Regions from separate parts of the Homo sapiens genome. Here region 1 is linked to region 2. The links are chromatin contacts, found by Hi-C or POLR2A ChIA-PET in ENCODE. All regions are on one chromosome and are shown on one strand. Each heading gives the region's core, a stretch centred on a gene start or an enhancer-like site at or near the end of the contact. The rest is flanking DNA. Distances are from core to core; before and after follow the strand shown. Region 1 holds the start of R3HDM1 (R3H domain containing 1). Region 2 holds the start of SMPD4 (sphingomyelin phosphodiesterase 4).

Region 1 (3,917 bases), core at 741-3,240, 5.3 Mb before region 2:
AGACTCCTAAATTTTCAACAGCTCTTTCTCTATATAAATCACCCAAGATCTGAAAGTATCGATTGTATAATTTATCAATTAACTCTTAAGTTCTGGAAAATACTATGCTGGCAGCTGGCAATATATGTTACAGGAACTCTGTGGGGATCTCAGGGGACTTGCCTTCCAAGGCTGTGTATTTATTTCTTTATTTTTTTGAGACCATGTTCTGCTATATTGCCTAGGCTGGCCTTGAACTCCTGGGCTCAAGTGATCCTCTCACCTCACACTCCTGAGTAGCAGGGACTACAGGTGACTACTACATGACTGGCAATTTTCATTTTTTTAATAGATACCACAAATTTCCTCCAGGACCTGAATGTATCTATGTCAATTCTGTAACTAGGTGTACTAGTTATGGAATACAGAAGATCATTAAGCCACCATAGTCTTCTCAAACCCTGAAGAAATGATCAAAACTCAGATGTTTCCTCAGAACCCAAGTTTATTCTGCTAACAAGTAAACCTCAGAAATGGGCCTAGAATTTTATCTCTGATCACAGTTATGTCTACTACAGACTATAGAATCCATGATTTAAAGACATATTCTTCCAGGCATAAAAGCAGAGTGGTATTTGAAAAGACGAGCGTACTCCATCAAAATGTGATGAAGAAATCATAACAGAATGCCCTAAAAATAGCCAAATATGCCAAATTTTTAGAAATTGAGACGTGTCCAATTATTCCTGTCAGACTGGTATCCTATTACTTAGAAGATCTTGTTTCACATATTATAAATGGGTAGACTTTCAGTTTGACTTTAATCATCTTTTCATTTAAAAGTTTTTGTCATCAATGATATTTAAGCTAAAAAAGGTTTCTTACAGTTACAATTAGGTAAACTATAACCATGAAGATATATATATATATATTTAGAAAATTTTATTAGAAAAACCATTTGCTGTTCACTAATCCTAATTTGGAAAGCACCTCTTCTTCACCTTTTACTTAACTATCCCAGGACAATTACACACGGAGCATGATAGTCCCAATAATTTAAGTTTCTTTATAAAAACAAGCTCAACAGAGTCACCCTTTGCACCTAGTCACAGCAACAAAAGAAAACAAAACACCAAAAAACTTCAAAGCCCACAAAGATTTGTTGGCAGCCTAAGGCTCAGGAATCAAAACGTGTGTAAATCTGATCCCGGGGGACCGTGGCACTGACAGTCATTCAACTTTCTTTTTAATATTCCCATTGTGCTTTTTCTGGTACCACAGGGAAAATGTACCTACATTTTACCAACCGGTCGAAGCTGAAAATTCTCTTGGTGCAAGGCCAGGGGATGCGGCCGTGGGGCGGCCGGGGGAGCCCGGGGCACCGGCGCCAGCCACACGAGAGAGCAGTACCACGCTCTTGGCAGGCCTGCTGTGGCTGGCTCCCGAGTCCCTGGGGCTGCAAGAGCAGCCGCGGAGGCAGCAGCAGCAGCCATGGCAGGGACTCGGAAACCTTTCCCCTGCCTCCTCCGCTAGGCCTCGAGGGGTTTGCTTTTCACATGGCCCCCGGGTGGGGGCGGTGGGCACAAGGCAGTGGCTGCAGCTGCAGCCGGAGCCGCAGCCGCGGGCCAGGCGAGCCTGGCTCACTCGGAACCCGACCTAACGGCGGGCTGGCAGCAGCGGGACGTCAGAAGGCCCTGGCTGAAGCGCCGACGACCCGGCGGGGAAGGCCACCTTTCCACACACCACATCTCTCCCCTGCCTGCCTCCTTCTCCGTTAGCGCTACCGGTTGGCGGGCGGGGGAGGGGAGCAAGGCGCGTTATTCCCGGGGAGCTGGACGGGGGAGGGAAGGGCATCTCTTACCCGCGTTACTGAGGAGGAGGAGGCGGTTGGAGCGCGGCGCGGCGGGGCGACGGCGGGGCTGGGTGGGTGCAAGTAAGAGTCTTACGAAAGGGAATTAACCCCATCACCAGCCCGGACACCGGCTCCAGCGGCAGCCGCGGCTGGCAGAATCCCGCCCCTTCCCACCACGCACTAGCCCCGCCTCTTCGTTCTCTTTGAGCGGCAGCCGACTATTCATAGGTTGTACGTCCCCGGAGTGACATGAGTTTTGCCCAATCAAGCTTGAAAAAAACTGTCTTCTCTCCACCCCTTTACCTCCTCCCAGGCCGCGGAGAGCCGTGCCAAATCTTCCTCCAACCTCAAGAGAAAAAGAACCAATCCGTGGTAAGTAACCGCCCTTGAAGGACGCAAAAGCCAACCAATGGTAAAACTAGGAGGACAGCCATTTTGCCCACTTGTAAAAGAGCTACCTTTTCCCACGAGTTGGAGCCTGAGGTGCGGAGTTTCGTGAGTTTTTACTGACTCGAGGTATTTAAAAGACAACCAGATCTCCTCAGTGGGTATTTATAGTGCTTTTTAGGGGTAAAGGAAAATTATCCTCCATGTGGGGCGAAGTGAGGCATGCTGCTTAAGGGGTTGGCTCCTCCCCTTAGCGCTAACGGGTTCTGAAACGAACACCTGGTTTCTCCAGCTTCAGTGGCGGAGGGCGGGGTGATTGCTCTTTTCGGCCTGGAGCGGACTACGATTCCCAACATGCTTTTCCCCTACTCATAACTTCTCCTCCGTTCACTTGTCGCGGTGCTTGGCTGGAATTGTAGTTCCTGAGAGGTACCCATGCCGCCGCTTCAGCCAATGAAAAGGGACAGAGTTTTGAATGACTTGAAATTAGGGCGGAGAACGAGTTGTCGCGAGGCTGTACAGAGCCCTTTTCGCAACCCTAACGGGAGAGAAGTGATGGAAGAAGGGTAGCCGGAAGAGTTTCCTCAAAATACCATAGGGGTTTTAAATTATTAGTACGTATTTAAACTCATCTACTTTCACGTTGTCCCGTTGAACGTCACTTCCGCTTAGGGGCGGACACGTCCCAAACCTGTGGCGGGAGTTGGAGATTCTGCGGCGAATACGCCAGGTGTGACTGGCTGGAAGTGGCGTGGCTGGCAAGTCGCTAGTTTCTTGCATGGGAGATAAAAAGTTGAACGGAATTTAATGGCATTTTAAGAAAGAGTGGGTGACATGGGATGGGGGTAATTTCCAGGGCCCTTATTACTTTCTCCACCCCGGCCTTCAATCGCGGGCGTCTCGGCCTGCTCGCTATTAGATTGCACGGCTAAATTTGTAGAAAGTACCTCTACTGCCTTTAGTCTTCGCGTGGTCAGTTTGAACTGTAAAGACAGGGCTCCGAAGTTCTGAACTACATTTACAGACACACTTTTTTTTTTTTTTTTTGAGACGGAGTCTTGCTCTGTCCCCAGGCTGGAGTGCAGTGGTGGGATCTTGGCTCACTGATTCACGCCATTCTCCTGTCTCAGCCTCCGGAGTAGCTGGGATTACAGGCGCGCGCCACTCAGCCCAGCTAATTTTTTGTATTTTTAGTAGAGACGGGGTTTCACCATGTTGGCCAGGATGGTCTCGATCTCCTGACCTCGTGATCCGCCCACCTTGGCCTCCCAAAGTGCTGGGATTACAGGCGTGAGCCACCGCGCCCGGCCACAAACACACTTCTAAAGTCAGCTTGGAAGGAAAAGAGTCACAGAAAAGGGCTTTTCTGTTTGAAGGATTGATAATCAAGAGTGGCCCCATCACCACTCTTTGAGTAACGACCATTTATTAAACGAGTGGCAGACAGGCGCGGTGGCTCAGACCTGTAATCCTAGCACTTTGGGAGGCCGAGGCGGGAGGATTACTTGAGGTCAGGAGTTCGAGACCAGCCTGGGCAACATGGTGAAATCTTGTGTCTGCTAAAAACTCACACACACACATTAGCCGGACGTGGTGGCAGAGATCTGTAGGATCTGTAGTCCCAGCTACACGGGAGGCTGAGGCAGGAGAATCGCTTCAACTTCGGAAGTGGTTACAGTGACCCGAGATCGCGCCACTG
Region 2 (4,058 bases), core at 107-2,606:
GTGCCTCCTAAGGCTGGCAGCGAAGCCCAGGAGCAGAGCCCACGGATGGGCCCTGCAGGTGCTGGGCCTAGACCGACAGACAGGCCTGGCCACTCAGGGCCACGCCGCCGCTGTGCCGCGCCTGCCCCCTCCCCGCCCGCCACCCCCGCCACTGGGGCAGGGACAGCGGGCCCAGCTCTGACCTCGGGTCTCGGGCACGCTCGACGTGGGCAGAGACACGGCCGCAGGGTCCTGGGGCTCGCTCGCTAGCCTCTGCCCGGCACACATGGACTTGAGCATCTGGAAGACGGCGAGGGGGGCCACGTTCAGCTTCAGCAGGTCCACCAGGATCCTGGCGGGGACAGACGCGGGGCCGGTGAGCCCTCTCCGCCCGGCGCGGCCACCTCCCTGAAGACCCGACAAGGACGGGGGCGGGGGCTCCTCCCGACCAGCGGGCCGGGCGTACCCGGAAAGCAGAGGTCGGGGGGTGTCTGGCTAGCATGCGGCCCCCACCCGCCCCGCTCACTTGAACACGTCGGGGTCGATAGCGCCGCCCGCCGCCTGCGCCAGCTCGTACAGCTCCATCTCCTCGGTGCTCAGCACCTTCTTCCGCCGCAGCGCCAGCTTCTGCCGGGCCGCCTCCAGCCCCGGGGGCGCCGCCGACCCCGGCCCAGGCCCTACGCCCTGCGCCGCCATCCCCGCGGCCCGCGGAAAGGTGCGCTCCGCCCCGCCGCGCCCCCTAGCGGCTGCGCCCACCACCCTCTCCCTGCAGCGTCAACGTCTGGCCTCCCGGGCTGCCCTGGCGGGAGGGGCGGGAGCGCGGGGACGGGGCCGCCTCCGCGGCGTCATTGAAGCCCAACAGTTATTGGGCGCTCACGGTGTGCTGAGCGGCGCTCTAGGAGCCGGGAGTGGCATGGCGGACCGCAGGGGTCCGCTGCTTGGCGATCTGGGCCTCCCTGATAGACTGCATTGGTCGTGCTCGCTTAGGTGGCAGCACCCAGCCCAGTGCCAGGCATACATTGGGCGCTCGGTAAATGCCTCTTTCAAGAAAGCGTGCAATTTTCTGGTCCGCACCGGTGCACCACTAGGGGTCGCTTTTCGGGGCGGGCGGGGGGAAGGGGGGGGCACTAATCAACAATACTGCTTACGCGCACGCGGATTCCTTGCTGGGGAGAAAGTACCTTGGGGCGCCGGAGGCCGCCACAACGCAGGCGCATTCAGCTAAGGACCACTCCCTCCCCCGCACTCCTGCCTCGCCATTTCTCTTCCCCGCCCGGCCGGCCTTCGCTTTGCGCACGCGCCTTTTGAGGTAACGGCCCAAAGAGGTGGAAGCGCTTTTCCCGCCCGGCCGCGGGGCGTGGCTCTGCGCGCAGCTTGATGACGACTTTCGGCGCCGTGGCGGAATGGCGGCTTCCATCTCTGAGGCGAGCGACGCTATGGATCCCACAGGTGAGTGGCGCGGGATGCGCGCCTGAGACGGTCCGGCGCCCTGGGGGCTTCCCCGAGCCCCTGCGGAGGCCATCTCCGTTCCTCCGCGAGCCCCAGGACTCGGGCCGGCCAGCCGGCTCTGCCCAGGCAGGGCAGGCTGGGGAGTGGAGGGCCCCGGTTGAGTCTTCTGCCACCCCTCTGGGCCATGCCTTTGTGCCACCTTCCCGCGCGGCTCGTACACTCTGTCCCGGTCCGGTAGGTGTTCGCTGAAGGTTAACCTTCGTTGAAGGAATTGAGGGAAGGAGAGCTTTGTGTTGAAGTTGAGCCTTGGGCTCAACAGGCGGTGTGGGTGTAAGAGCCGGGTGTGGGTCCCAGCTCGACCCTTCCCCTGTGTGCTCCACATCTCCGAGCCTTGGTTTTGGAGGCTCCCGAAGCCCAATTGGCAGGAGAGTTGGGAACAAGTGGGCGCGTGCTGTTAAGGGAGGTCTTGGCATGACAGAATTTGCTTGGAATGATTAGCGTTGCCCAAGGGCTGTCGCTGTCAGAAAAACAAAACAAAACAAAAAACAAACGGGGTCCGAAGCAGCTCCTGGAGAAAATAGGTGTTGGAGAGTCGCCATGAAGTGGACTCTAGGTGCATGGCACGCAGAGACCTGTGACGGGGGAGGGTGGCCATGGCAGAGTCAGATAACAGGGGTGTGGGAGACACCTCTTGGGAATTCTCGGGTTTGAATTTCCTTTCTTGGAAATTTCCTAGAAATTCCTCTGGGCCTCATTCTTTCAGTCGCTGCCCATGAAAGCTTCTTCTGAGCAGAGATGCTCTCCCCTTCATCGTCTCTAGAGCTCCGCACTTACCGAACAGTCCACAGTTTAATGCTGCTTTGATCATTTTGTAGTAGTGCAGCGTTTTCTTGACCAAGTGCCTTAGGACTGAGGCGTTTTTCTTTAACACTGCAGTTGATAGCTAGGTTAAGAATTGAGGCCGGGAGCGGTGACTCACGCCTGTAATCCCAGCACTTTGGGAGGCCCAGGCGGGTGGATCACGAGGTCAGGAGTTCAAGACCAGCCTGGCCAAGATGGTGAAACCTCGTCTCTAGTAAAAAATACAAAAATTAGCCGGGCGTGGTAGCGGGCGCCTGTAATCCCAGCCACTTGGGAGGCTGAGTAAGAGAATTGCTTGCACCCGCGAGGCGGAGGTTGCAGTGAGCTGAGATCGCGCCACTGCACTCCAGCCTGTGCGACAGAGCCCAGAGCGAGACTCCGTCTGAAAAAAGAAAAAGAGAAAGCTGGCCGGGCGCAGTGGCTCACGCTTGTAATCCTAGCACTTTGGGAGGCTGAGGCGGGCGGATCACGAGGTCAGGAGATCGAGACCATCCTGGCTAACACGTGAAACCCTGTCTACTAAAAATACAAAAAACAATTAGCCGGGCGTGGTGGCGGGCGCCTGTAATCCCAGCTACTAGGGAGGCTGAGGCAGGAGAATGGCGTGAACCCGGGAGGCGGAGCTTGCAGTGAGCCCAGATCGCGCCACTGCACTCCACTCTGGGCGACAGAGCGAGACCATCTCAAAAAAAAAAAAAGGAGAAAAAAGAAAAAGCGGCCGGGCATGGTGACTCACGTCTGTAATCTCTGCACTTTGGGAGGCCGAGGAGGGCTGATCACGAGGTCAGGAGTTTGAGACCAGTCTGGCCAACATAGTGAAACCCCATCTCTACTAAAAATACAAAAATTAACTGGATGTGGTGGCATGTGCCTGTAATTCCAGCTACTCGGGAGGCTGAGGCAGGAGAATTGCTTGAACCAGGGAGTCGGAAGTTGCAGTGAGCCGAGATCATGCCATTGGACTCCAGCTTGGCAACGGAGCGAGACTCCATCTCAAAAAAGAATTGAAAAAGTCGGCACTTTGGGAGGCTGAGGCAGCGGATCACTTGAGGCCAGGAATTTGAGACCAGCCTGGCCAGCATAGGGAAACCCGCCTCTACTAAAAATAGAAAAATTAGGCAGCCTGTGGTGGCAGGCCCCTGTAATCCCAGCTACTCGGGAGGCTGAGGCACGAGAACCGTTTGAACTTTGGAGGTGGAGGTTGCAGTGAGATGATGGAGTGAGACTCAGTCAAAAAAAGAAAAAAGAGGCTGGGCGCGGTGGGTCATGCCTGTAAGCCCATCACTTTGGGAGGCCGAGGCAGGCGGATCACGAGGTCAGGAGATCGAGACCATCCTGGCTAATACAGTGAAACCCCGTCTCTACTAAAAATACAAAAAAATTAGCCGGGTGTGGTGGCCAGTGCCTGTGGTCCCAGCTACTCGGGAGGCTGAGGCAGGAGAATGGCGTGAACCCAAGCGGAGCTTGCAGTGAGCCAAGATAGCGCCACAGGACTCTAGCCTGGGCAACAGAGCGAGACTCTGTCTCAAAAAAAAAAAAAAAAAAAGAATTGAAAAAACTTGGGAGATGTTCCTATTGCCGAGAGGCAGAGATTCCTGTCTCCTCTCACTCTACAGCTGCCTACATGGCCTCTTTACACCCAGCCTCTCTTCCTCCACAGACTGCCAGGTGTCACCCCAGTGCCTTTACTTGTGCAGTGGGCAGAGCTGGGCCATGAAAACTGTAACTAGCCCACCAGTGGGACTTGGCAGACTTCCTGTCTGTGAAGT

What was found. A loop is a pair of places that touch in the nucleus more often than their neighbours do. ChIA-PET counts read pairs that join two places held with the same protein, here RNA polymerase II (POLR2A). Pooled maps may share reads with other maps.
Region 1: a loop to region 2 is called in a map of CD8-positive, alpha-beta T cell, with 20 times the contacts of the local background. The contact joins the promoter of R3HDM1 here to the promoter of SMPD4 in region 2. A Hi-C loop is called at or near these places in 1 of 168 maps with a recorded cell type or tissue (CD8-positive, alpha-beta T cell) and 5 of 50 pooled maps. POLR2A ChIA-PET finds 5 or more read pairs at or near these places in 1 of 52 experiments (T-cell).

Annotation. Positions count from the first base shown.
Region 1 is chr2:135,529,557-135,533,473 of GRCh38, reverse strand. It overlaps R3HDM1 (R3H domain containing 1), which reads right to left and starts at 1,990. Exons shown (of 27, transcript NM_001378107.1): 1 at 1,841-1,990. It overlaps ZRANB3 (zinc finger RANBP2-type containing 3), which reads left to right and starts at 2,256. Exons shown (of 21, transcript NM_032143.4): 1 at 2,256-2,347. RefSeq lists a silencer at 1,824-2,013 and enhancers at 1,981-2,275, 2,244-2,513, 2,864-2,943.
Region 2 is chr2:130,178,900-130,182,957 of GRCh38, reverse strand. SMPD4 (sphingomyelin phosphodiesterase 4) reads left to right here and starts at 1,356. Exons shown (of 20, transcript NM_017951.5): 1 at 1,356-1,428. It overlaps MZT2B (mitotic spindle organizing protein 2B), which reads right to left and starts at 696. Exons shown (of 3, transcript NM_025029.5): 1 at 506-696; 2 at 183-331. The coding sequence starts at 675. RefSeq lists silencers at 441-950, 1,461-1,600 and an enhancer at 1,648-2,444.